2 separate regions of the Homo sapiens genome follow, and region 1 is linked to region 2. Evidence: chromatin contacts called from ENCODE Hi-C data. All regions are on one chromosome and are shown on one strand. Each heading gives the region's core, a stretch centred on a gene start or an enhancer-like site at or near the end of the contact. The rest is flanking DNA. Distances are from core to core; before and after follow the strand shown.

Evidence for each region. A loop is a pair of places that touch in the nucleus more often than their neighbours do. Pooled maps may share reads with other maps.
Region 1: a loop to region 2 is called in a pooled map, with 4 times the contacts of the local background. The contact joins two enhancer-like sites. A Hi-C loop is called at or near these places in 5 of 37 single-sample maps with no recorded cell type and 2 of 50 pooled maps.

The regions. Positions count from the first base shown.
Region 1 is chr1:200,861,213-200,866,777 of GRCh38, reverse strand. It overlaps the pseudogene RPL34P6. Among named protein-coding and RNA genes, the nearest start is that of GPR25, 9.0 kb to the left of the region's middle. RefSeq lists an enhancer at 140-189. Within about 2 kb of position 3,942, at least 5 of the 41 ENCODE cell types and tissues checked have a DNase peak (open chromatin) inside an H3K27ac peak, as active enhancers do.
Region 2 is chr1:200,305,110-200,310,792 of GRCh38, reverse strand. No RefSeq gene overlaps it. Among named protein-coding and RNA genes, the nearest start is that of LINC00862, 66 kb to the left of the region's middle. Within about 2 kb of position 3,177, at least 2 of the 41 ENCODE cell types and tissues checked have a DNase peak (open chromatin) inside an H3K27ac peak, as active enhancers do.

The DNA.
Region 1 (5,565 bases), core at 2,693-5,192, 560 kb before region 2:
AGTTAGACATGAGACTCGGCTTCAGCCCACACTGCTAAGGAGATGACTCAATGTGAAAGCCTTGTGGCCTGCAGCTGTGTGATTGTCCCAGGGCCCCCCATCTACCCCGGACATCATTGATGCCTCTTAGGGGACATGGGGGAGGGGGTCAGGGAAGGGAGGGGAGGCTGGAGGAGAAGAGTGTAGCTTTCAAGGAAAGTGAGACTCCTTTCTTCCACTGCAGGTTCCTGTAGCTCGAACGTTTTTTAAAGGTAAAAAAAAAACCATCAGAAACTTAAAAGACAAGCAATAGGGACATCCCCAATATAAAAATGGCCCCAGAATTTGTTTGGAAAGAAAGTAACGTTTTCTCTTTGTAGCAATTATTCTGCCCACAGGAGCTTCTAACCTATGATTTGCCATTACTTTTCAGTGATTTCACAGAGAGTTAGTGTAAATTTCCAAGTATTTGCAGGAGGAATTTGGCAGCATTCCCTTGGCATTGGTAGAGGGTCCCTCTACAGTGCTGTGATCCTGCTACTGATCAGTGAAACCAATTCTTTTTTTTTTTTGAGATGGAGTCCTGCTCTGTCACCCAGGCTAGGGTGCAGTGGTGCAATCTCGGCTCATTGCAGCCTCTGCCTCCTGGGTTCGAGTGATTCTCCTGCATCAGCCTCCTGAATAGCTGGGATTAGAGGCGTGCAACACCATGCCCAGCTAGTTTTTGTATTTTTAGTAGAGACAAGGCTTCACCATGCTGGCCAGACTGGTCTTGAACTCCTGACCTCAAGTGATCTGTCCACCTCAGCCTCCCAAAGTGCTGGGATTATAGGCGTGAGCCACTGCGCCCGGGCCAAAACCAATTCTTAATATCACATTTGATTCCAGTTGACTTTGTAAACAGCCCCTTCTTACTGTGGGGCAAGCACTGTTATTGGGTAATGTAACAGATACAAAGAATGTGACATGGTGCATCCTTACAGGAAGCTTACACATTATTGGAGATTAGCTATAATGTACAAATAACTTTGATATAAGGCAGATTGTGATATCCTGACTTCTATCAAGATTGAAGCAGGTCAGCTTTTCTGAAGAAAAAGGTCTGTGTATAGGAGCCGCCTGAAAAACAGGATCAAGACCTTTAGTGGTTCCAAGCACTGAACAGATTACCACCACCTCAACACCCCACCCCCATCCTCCCCGCAATTCAAAATAAAAACAATGTTGAACTTTTAAGATAAGTCTAAGAAAGTTAGATTTTGCAAGACACTTTGGAGGGTGAAATCGAATTAGGGTAAGACCACTTGAAGGTTCTTGCAGTTAGGCATAAGCTTTTGGTGCCTGGACTTGAAGCTGGTGGCAGCAGGGATGAGGAGCAGTTTCAAAGTAAAAATATTTGATAGGATTTGGTGGCTGTCTGTGCATGAGGCTGTCTTCTGTGTTAGACAAGGGATAAGACCTTTCAGTCTTGGTGGCTGGCTTTCAGGAAGGAGAGTTGCTTTTATAAGGAAGTTGTAAAATCAGGTTGACTTTTGGTTTTTAAACAGATTAAGTTGAGGATGACTTTGGAACTCCCAGGTGAAAATGTTGAGATGGCAGTTAGATGCATGAGTGGGCCCAGAGGAAGCTTTCAGGGCTGGAGATGTAGATTCTGAATGGAGGTGTCAGTCAAAGCTGATATTGAAGCCCTTCTTGGAAAGAGTGGAGACAGCAGAACATGAATAACTGAGCCTTGAGACTGGCCCATAATTTGTGAGAGGAGCTGGAGAGAGGTAAAAAGGAACAGTACATCATTGTGTCACGGTGACCAATAGGTCAGATTTTCAAGCTGCACCTGGGTCCTTTGAAATGGCATGAACCAGGGGGAGTCAGAGCAGAAAAGCCAACTTTGGGTTTGTATTTTGGGGGCAAAAATATCTATAGTAAGAAATGAAGGGTGACCTAGAAGAAATCAGAACATGTTTTGAATTTGATTTTGAATTTTGGGCCAGGACTGCATAGTCCTCCCTTCATGTATTCATTTGACGAATATTTATTGAATACCGATTGTGTTGAGACTATAAGGATAAAGAATCCAAGTACAAACTCATTTCGTAATGTATACAAAAATATCTGTACTTAGCCTCTGGCTAAGAAAGAGGATGCAGTTTAGTTAGTTTTGTTCTCATCATAAATGAGGACCTCAAGGCCCTATCAACAGAACTGATGTCTCTGCAATTCAAAATTCACTATTTATTTATTTTTTTAGAGATGGAGTCTCGCTCTGTTGCCCAGGCTGGAGTGCAGCAGAGCGATCTCAGCTAGCTGCAAGCTCCGCCTCCTGGGTTGACGCCATTCTTCTGCCTCAGCCTCCTGAGTAGCTAGGACTACAGGAGCCCGCCACCACACCCGGCTAAAGTTTTGTATTTTTAGTAGAGACGGGGTTTCACCGTGTTAACCAGGATGGTCTCGATCTCCTGACCTCGTGATCTGCCCGCCTCAGCCTCCCAAAGTGCTGGGATTACAGGCGTGAGCCACCGCGCCCGGCAAAATTCAGTATTTAAAGAATTAATGTGGTATCCTGTTGGCTGACAACGTAAGATAGTCTTTTTTTTTTTCCATACAGCAAGTCTTTTCATTTTTATTACTCAAAAAAGCTTCATTTTTTATTTAGCTTTCTGACTCTGCTTGTGCCTTCAACACTTTCACAACAATTTTCTGCTCCTTGATAAGGAAAGCACGCTTGATCCTGTCACAAACACATTTAGCACACATGGAACCAACATAGGCCCTGCTGACATGTTTCTTTGTTTTGGACAACCTCATAAGAACTTTAGGTCTTACAGCACAAACCCTTCAAAGTCTGCCTGGGCACACGCCACACGCAGATTTTGATGCTTTCCCAACCTTCTTGGTATAAAGGTAAACAATTCTATTACCAGGGGTTCGCGTAGTTTTGTTAGAGGCTGTATTGTAGGAAAGCCTATGACAGTATGTCAAATGCTGGACCATTCTGAGTGCCTGTAGACAAGTTCCCCAGGAAGAGCAGTCTTAAGTTCTTTATAGAGTTAGTTTTAGTAGAGTTAGTACCCTATAAAGTACATGAATTCTCTTGATGGACAAGAGGCTCTTACTGTTGACAAGACAAGGGCGCATCTGTCCTTTACTTTCGGTTCCATACCTCTAATACAGCACACGGTATATCCGTTGTTTGTAAAGGTCTAATGGCATCCACTTCAAGAGTTCCTTGATGGAAGAGAACTTACCTTTGTGACCTACCTAGCCCCTTTCATCTAATAACTGTTTCCTAGATAATTCTGATTAACCTATTATCAGAATTTGTTTTCACCACTTTTGCAGTTTTTCCATTCTCTCATCTTTATGAATCTAGATATTAAACAGCAGGTGAGCGTAACAGGCTGATTTTAGCTGTTGTGTTGATGATGGTTAACAGTCTTGGGCAAGAGAACAAAATCCACTTTAACCACAAGTTCTGAGTTTTCTACCAATGGTGAATACGTTATTAACTAGTAACAGCTGTGAGCCTTATTCTTATTCCACAACATGTACAACGCAGTGGGAAACTGTACCATATGGCACAGTAAGGGGATTTGAAACCAGAAGGCTTAGGTGCCACTTGTAATGCTGTCACTTACTAGCTTTGAGTCCCTGGGACAGCTACTAACCTTTTAAAGCCTCATCTTCCTCATCTGTAGAATGGAGACGTAAATGCTCACCTCCTCCCAGGCAGCAGTAAGTTAAAAGAGAAAGCAAAGCAAAGAATCTTTTAAATTATAAAGCAATTTTTTTTTTTTTTGAGACTGAGTCTCACTCTGTCACCCAGGTTGAAGTGCAGCAGCGCGATCTCGGGTTGAGAGCCACATTTCCTTTTCTATATAAACACACAAACCCTGAAGTATGAATAATAGGGTCGGCCAGGAATCACAGCAGCTGAATGTAACTGTGAAGTAGAGGTGCTGTAGACGATACTTGCCACCTGTGTTGGATGCCTCTAACACCTACTGAAGGCTGAATCACAGGTTCAATCACCTAAAACAACAGGTTGGGGTTAAGAAGAATCAAATGCATTAGTAGCCTAAGGTACCATGGTGGCTTTGCTTAATGTGTCCCCAAAAAAAAAAAAAAAAAAAAACCTTAGTGGGTCTTAAAACATTTCTTAATTTGCTTTTCACCTCTTTGATGGAAAATAATTGCCCCCTATTTTCCTGACATAAATAAGCCACTGTAGATGGAATAAAGTTATCTGATTTTAGCTGTTGTTGTGACACATATCACCACAGTGATTTAAACACATGTACAAAACTAATCTGTGTTGTCTAAGCATGTGGCCTTGAGTTGCTAGAAGACCTACATGCCCACAGGGGCAAAAAGGAAGTGACTGAAACTAGATTCTAGATCTCCTTATTTGAAGAGCAACTCTGACATACCAATCTGTGTACTTCCCCCACCCCCATCAAATTAGGCAAAATCATTAATATCTCATTTGTTTCTTTTGAGAAGATACCTATTTCTTAAGCATCTATATACTTCTAAGGGACGACAGAATTTCACACTCATTTTATAGATGTGTTTCTCCAATAGCCAATTCCTAGGTCATAACATTACAGCTACATTTCCTTTGCTGAATTTTATTATCATCTTTCTGTGTAGACAGATCATGAAATAAAGGTGTTTGTTCCTATTCACTACAGAATATTTTCCTCTGCCCTAGTTAAGAAGTATCAATTTCAGTCATAAGGCAACACATTCTTATTGTGTGGGGGCTCTAGGGTTTGTGTACACTTTTTTTTTTTTTTTTTTTTTTTTTGAGACACAGCCTCACTCTGTCACCCAGGCTGGACTGCAGAGGTGCGATCTTGGCTCACAGCAACCTCCGCCTCCTGGGTTCAAGCAATTTTTCTGCCTCATGTTCCTGAGTACCTGGGATTACAGGCGTATGCCACCATGCCTGGCTAATTTTTATTTTTTAGTAGAGACAGGGTTTCGCCGTGTTGGCCAGGCTGGTCTCAAAACTCCTGACCTCAAGTGATCTGCCTGCCTTGGCCTCCCGAAGTGCTGGGATTATAGGCATGAGCCACCACCATACCTGGCATTGTGTACATTTTTCTAATGTTGCCTGGGTCTTAGGGTTTTTTTTTTTTTTTTTTTTGAGACGGAGTCTCGCTCTGTCGCCCAGGCTGGAGTGCAGTGGTGCAATCTCGGCTCACTGCAAGCTCTGCCTCCCGGGTTCATGCCATTCTCCTGTCTCAGCCTCCCAAGTAGCTGTGACTACAGGTGCCCGCTACCAGGCCTGGCTAATTTTTTTTGTATTTTTAGTAGAGACGGGGTTTCACCATGTTAGCCAGGATGGTCTCGATCCCCTGACCTCGTGATCCGCCCACTTCGGCCTCCCAAAGTGCTGGGATTACAGGCGTGAGCCACCGCGCCCGGCCGGGTTAAATATTTTTATTTCTGAAAATTAAAGTACTGGAAATATTGTGGAAATATAGCTGTGCTCTGAAGTTACAGAACCTATCAAAAAGGTCCCAAGCTAGAAAACCACATTTATGTCTACTAACCAGATATTTCTTCAGGTATATAATTAGG
Region 2 (5,683 bases), core at 1,928-4,427:
ATGGGCCAACTGCATGAACTCTGGTGAGATATGATGGAGTTCAAACCAGAGGGTGACAGTGGAGGTGGGGAGAAATAGACAAATCCAAGAGATACGTGGCATGCAAAATCCACAAAGCTTGTTGATGGGTTAGATGTGGGGAGACGCAGATGGCCCCTGGGTTGGTTTCTGGGGCTGGATGATGGTGGTGCCATCTCCTGTGATGGGGACACTGGCAAAAGACCTTGGTGGTTTTTGTTCTGACTCTGGACAAGTAGAGTTTGGAGTTGTTTTTTTTTGAGATGGAGTCTTGCTCTGTCACCTAGGCTGGAGTGCAGTGGTGCGATCTCGGCTTGCTGCAAACTCCGCCCCCTGGGTTCAAGTGATTCTCCTTCTTAGGCTCCTGAGTAGCTGGGATTACAGGTGCCTGACACCACCCCTGGCTAATTTCTTTTTGCATTTTTAGTAGAGACGGGGTTTCACCATGTGGGTCAGGCTGGTCTCGATCTCCTGACCTCAGGTGATCCGTCTGTCTCGGCCTCCCAAAGTGCTGGGATTACAGGTGTGAGCCACCATGCCTGGCAATTTTTGTATTTTTAGTAGAGATAGGGTTTCGTCATATTGGCCAGGCTGGACTCAAACTCCTGACCTCAGGTGATCTGCCCACCTTGGCCTCCCAAAGTGCTGGGATTACAGGCGTGAGACACCGTGCCTGGCCCCATCTCAGTCTCTTGAGTAACCAGGACTATAGGTGTGTGTTACCATGCCTAGTGAATTTTTGTAGAGAACAGGGTCTCGCCATGTTGCTGAGGCTGGCCTCAAGTGATCCTACCGCCTCGGCCTCCCAAAGTGCTGGGATCACGGGTGTGAGCTACCACGCCCGGCCCATTTTATTACTTGTATAGTACCACTTTGTGTTTATGAACAAATGCATTTAAAATCATCTTTTGGAACAAACTGTGTCACTAAAGAAACGGCTACTCTACTGTGAGTATAACTGCTTCTAAAATACCGATTTATAGACAGACTTGAATAAGCCATCATTCATTCTTTGTATGATTAATTTATAAAATGCAGAGTTTCTATTAATGGAAAAGCAAACTCAAGCATCACGTGGATAATATCAATAATATGCATTTGTAATTACGTACTGTAGATAACTCTAGAAGCTACATTTTATTATGTTAATAAAACGTAAAAACTCCTGAAGCAACCCAGACTGGGCAGCAGCAACACTATTAGGGCTCGCTGCTTCATCAGTTAGGAGTCTGTTCAATTGTTCTTAGCTGGTAGTAACACTCACAGGGCACTGAGAAACCTTTTTTCTCCCATAAAATAATGATGATCTACTTTCCAAGATAAAATATTGCATGTTGATGGAATAATATGAGAGTTATGAGAGTAGCAGCAAAGATAAAAATGAAACTTAATGAGGACAAAAAGGAGGATGGGAGAACTGCTTGTTCCTCTAGGCAGACCAAGTGACCAGGTTCTGTCACTGTACATGTAAAAAAATTGTTTATTCTGTTAACATGCAGCAGATATTTGGGAGAACTCATAAAGAGAGTGCTAATTTTATGAAAGGGAAGTGTAAGGGGTTTCAAGTGTTACTGGGCTAATACCTTGGTCACACTGACAGGCAAAAGGAACAGTGTGTTGGATGAACTGGACCAATCGATATCTCTTTAGGTATCTGCCAATCATGCCATTAGAGTGGAAGACTGCATGGATTAGTTCAAGCAGTTTCTCAGATGCTCCAACGACTCAGCCAGACACTTTTCCCTAGGTAGGAAATGGGAAGAATGACTTCATTTTGGGGAGAATGAGGAGGCCTCCAGATTTGGAGAGCACTGGGATATGCTCTCCCATTGATACCTTTAAACAAACCTAGCCAGTTCAAATATAAGCATTTTAAGTAGAGATATTAAGATTCTGGGTCTTGACCAGGCACAGTGGCTCACGCCTGTAATCCCAGCACTTTGGGAGGCTGAGGCAGGCAGATCACGAGGTCAGAAGTTCAAGACCAGCCTGGCCAACATGGTGAAACCCCGTCTCTACTAAAAATACAAAAATTAGCTGGTCATGGTCATGCATGCGTGTAATCACAGCTACTCAAGAGGCTGAGGCAGGAGAATTGCTTGAACCGGGACCCCAGAGGCAGAGGTTGCAGTGAGCCAAGATCACGCCACTGCACTCCAGCCTGGGCTACAGAGTGAGACTCTGTCTCAAAAAAAAAAAAAACACAAAAAACACACACACACACACAAAACAGATTCTGGGTCTTAATATGGCTGATGACAATAAAATGTCTCAAGATAGATGTATTTGTTTAATGGTATATATTATGTGCCATTAGTAATTCTTAGTGATGAAATTAAGCCTGTGCTTAAATCTTAAACAAGTCAAGCATCCGTCCTTAAAACACTTGGAGGCAGCTGACAGCTCTGTGTAACCTGTGCTGCAAAAATATTCATAGGAACACAGAAGACATTTCTATAAGCTAAACAAATAAACAGACCACGTGCAGCAGACCCACCGAGTTACTTGATCCAAAACTCAACTGCCAGAGGATTTAACATATCAACAATAGAGGTGTCAAAAGCATAATGTTTCTGTTGGAAATACCACCCAGAATTCCCAGAGAGCCTTTCCAATTGATTAACTTTGAAACAAAATCCAAACATTCTTGGCTGCAGGGAAAAGTTTATCGGTTTTTTTTTCCCCCAACACACTACTAATTTTGAACTAAAAATCATTTGATGTCAAAATTTTTCTTCTGAATAAGATGCTATTGGTATCTTATATTCTAACCATCCTCCCAGAATGTCCAGTTTCTTCCATTTTACAGAATTTTTGTCACAACACGAAAAATGAGGTTGCTCTGCTGAATTTGTAGTATAGAAAGTGGGACATGGATGGGCTTCAAGACGTCCAAATTTATCTACAAAAAACTATTGTGTATGTGTTTTTTTTTTCTGGAGAGAGGATTCAGGCTTTCATAATATTCTGCAGGCTGTGAGCTCCTCTTTCCCCATTTAAGAAGCATTCATGGGCCCTAACATAAATACAATAGGAATATAATTTGCAGCAAGAATTCTCCTTTCCTCTCCCTGAGATGTATTTCCTTATAAGGCCGAGAGGTGGCAGCATAAACACCAGCCTGTAGCAGCCCCATTTTCCTGACGGTGGAAAACTTTTAAAGGTGAAATTTATCTATGTGAGATCCTGTCAATAACCTTGATTTGGCTTGGATAGATTGTGGACATAATGTCCCATCAAACTGCCCTAAAATATTCGTAGAGGAGTAGCGTGAGATTGAATCAGCAGTCCTGGACTTTGAGGTCACAAAAATTGAAAGACAACGTTTTGTTAGAAGTTGAGCACCATGGAGAGAAAAGCACAGAGCTTGATTATTGGTTGACTCAGAGGCATTTACATATTCCATATCAAATCAAATATAATTTCTTGAGTGGCGATTAGTATTTTATTTTACTACATAGTATCATTGTTTAAATAGTATATAAGTTACCCTAAGAGATTACTTATTCTGAATAGGAAAATACTTTTGTTTCTTGGAACCAACAGCCAAAAGATCTCTTTCAGTTCTTGTCCTTAGGTGACTGAGAATAACAGAAAAAGGAAGTTGTTTTGCACATGTAGATTCTGTGGATTTTTATTTTGATAATTAAGTATCACTTTCATTTCCTGTGAAAGTATGAGAAGCATGGATGCAGAGGCATGCTACAATTTTTATGCACACTGGATAGTTTTTTTCTTCTTTAAACATGTCTAGCCAATTCAAATATGAGAATTTTACGTAGCTGGTCAGGCACGGTGGCTCACACCTGTAATCCCAGTACTTTGGGGAGTTGAGGTGGGCAGATCACTTGAAGTCAGGAGTTAGAGACCAGCCTGGCCAACAAGTTGAAACCCCATCTCTAATAAAATTACAAAAATTAGCCAGGCGTGGTGGTATATGCCTGCAGTCTTAGCTACTTGGGAGGCTGAGGCAGGAGAATCACTTGAACCCGGGAGGCGGAGGTTGTAGTGAGCCAAGATCGCACCACTGCACTCCAGCCTGGGCGACAGAGCAAGACTCTGTCTCAAAAAAAAAAAAAAAAAGAAAAAAAAGAATTTTAAGTAGCAGACTCTAGGTCTTAATATGGTTTATGATTGTAAATGTCTCAGGATAGACTCATTTGTTTAATGGGGTATATGATGTGATGCTAGTAATTCTTAGTGATGAAATTAAGCCTGTGTTTAAATCTTAAAGAAGTCAAACATCCAACTTTAAAATAATTATAGCTGGGCATTGTGGCTATATCCCAGCACTTTGGGAGGCCAAGGCAGGTGTATCACAAGGTCAGGGGATTGAGACCATCCTGGCTAACACGGTGAAATCCCGTCTCTACTGAAAATACAAAAAATTAGTAGAGTGTGGTGGCACACGCCTTTAGTCCCAGCTACTCGGGAGGCTGAGGCAGAATTGCTTGAACCCAGGAGCCGGAGGCTGCAGTGAATTGAGATCATGGCACTGCACTTTAGCGTGGGCGACAGCGAGACTCTGTCTCAAAAACAAACAAAACAATCACTAGATGGGCTTAGATGAGACAGATTTTGCCTATTATTTGTATTCCTTTAGAAAGTTTCCATAAAATTCATAATTATTAGGTAACAGAAAGCATGTATGCACACACAACTTCACAGTTTCAGGCTATTCTATGTGGGAGAAGATGATAGATATGAAGGGCCTGGTGGCATTTGACAAACAGAAGCAATGCAAATTTTGTGGGTGGAATACAATTTGAGAACTATTTGCCAGCTTGTTTTGGTTCATTTTTCATAGTCCAGTTCAATCTGTGAAGTTCCCTTGAAATGTAAGATAATCTCCTGGGGTGAAACAGGAACAAAGTGTTTGCATTATGAGTCCAGCTTCTCTCAGATAATTAGTAACTTTAGAAGGGCCATCAGTTGATCAATTAATTAATCAATCAATTATTACTTATTTGGACATCTATTTATTATCTAGTTCTCTGCTAAGTGTTGTGAGGAATATGGGAGAAATTTAATGCATAATCTCATACTTGCATCCATGTTACCTTCTGTGCCTTCATATGTGGGGTAGGGAGAAGGAAGTGTGCTATAGGAAGCCATGGATAGGCAGGGGTGTCAAACGGCAATTTTTTAGGTGTTTTAACATAAACACTTCTGCCGGGTGCAGTGGCTCGCGCCTGTAATCCCAGCACTTTGGGAGGCTGAGGCGGGCTGATATCTTAAGGCCAGGAGTTCGAGACCAGCATGGCCAACATGGTGAAACCCCGTCTCTACTAAAAATACACAAATTAGCCTGGCGTGGTGGCATGTGCCTGTAATCCCAGCTACTCGGAAGGCTAAGACAGGAGAATCACTTGAACCCGGGAGGTGGAGGCTGCAGTGAGCCGAGATTGCACCATTACACTCCAGCATGGGTGACAGAGCGAGACTCCATCTCAAACAAAAAAACAAAAAAACATAAACACTTCTGTCTCACTTTCTGAAGAACCTCTCCGATTGAGAAGGACTAAATGCAGCCCTTTTCATTTGCCTATTCCCCCTCTTCCTATTAGTCCAGGTGCCTGACATACCTGGAGTTCCTTTTATAAAATGTTTTCGTTAAATAAAAATTAGTCCAGATGGGTCACAGTTTGAACAGTCCTTAGACTAC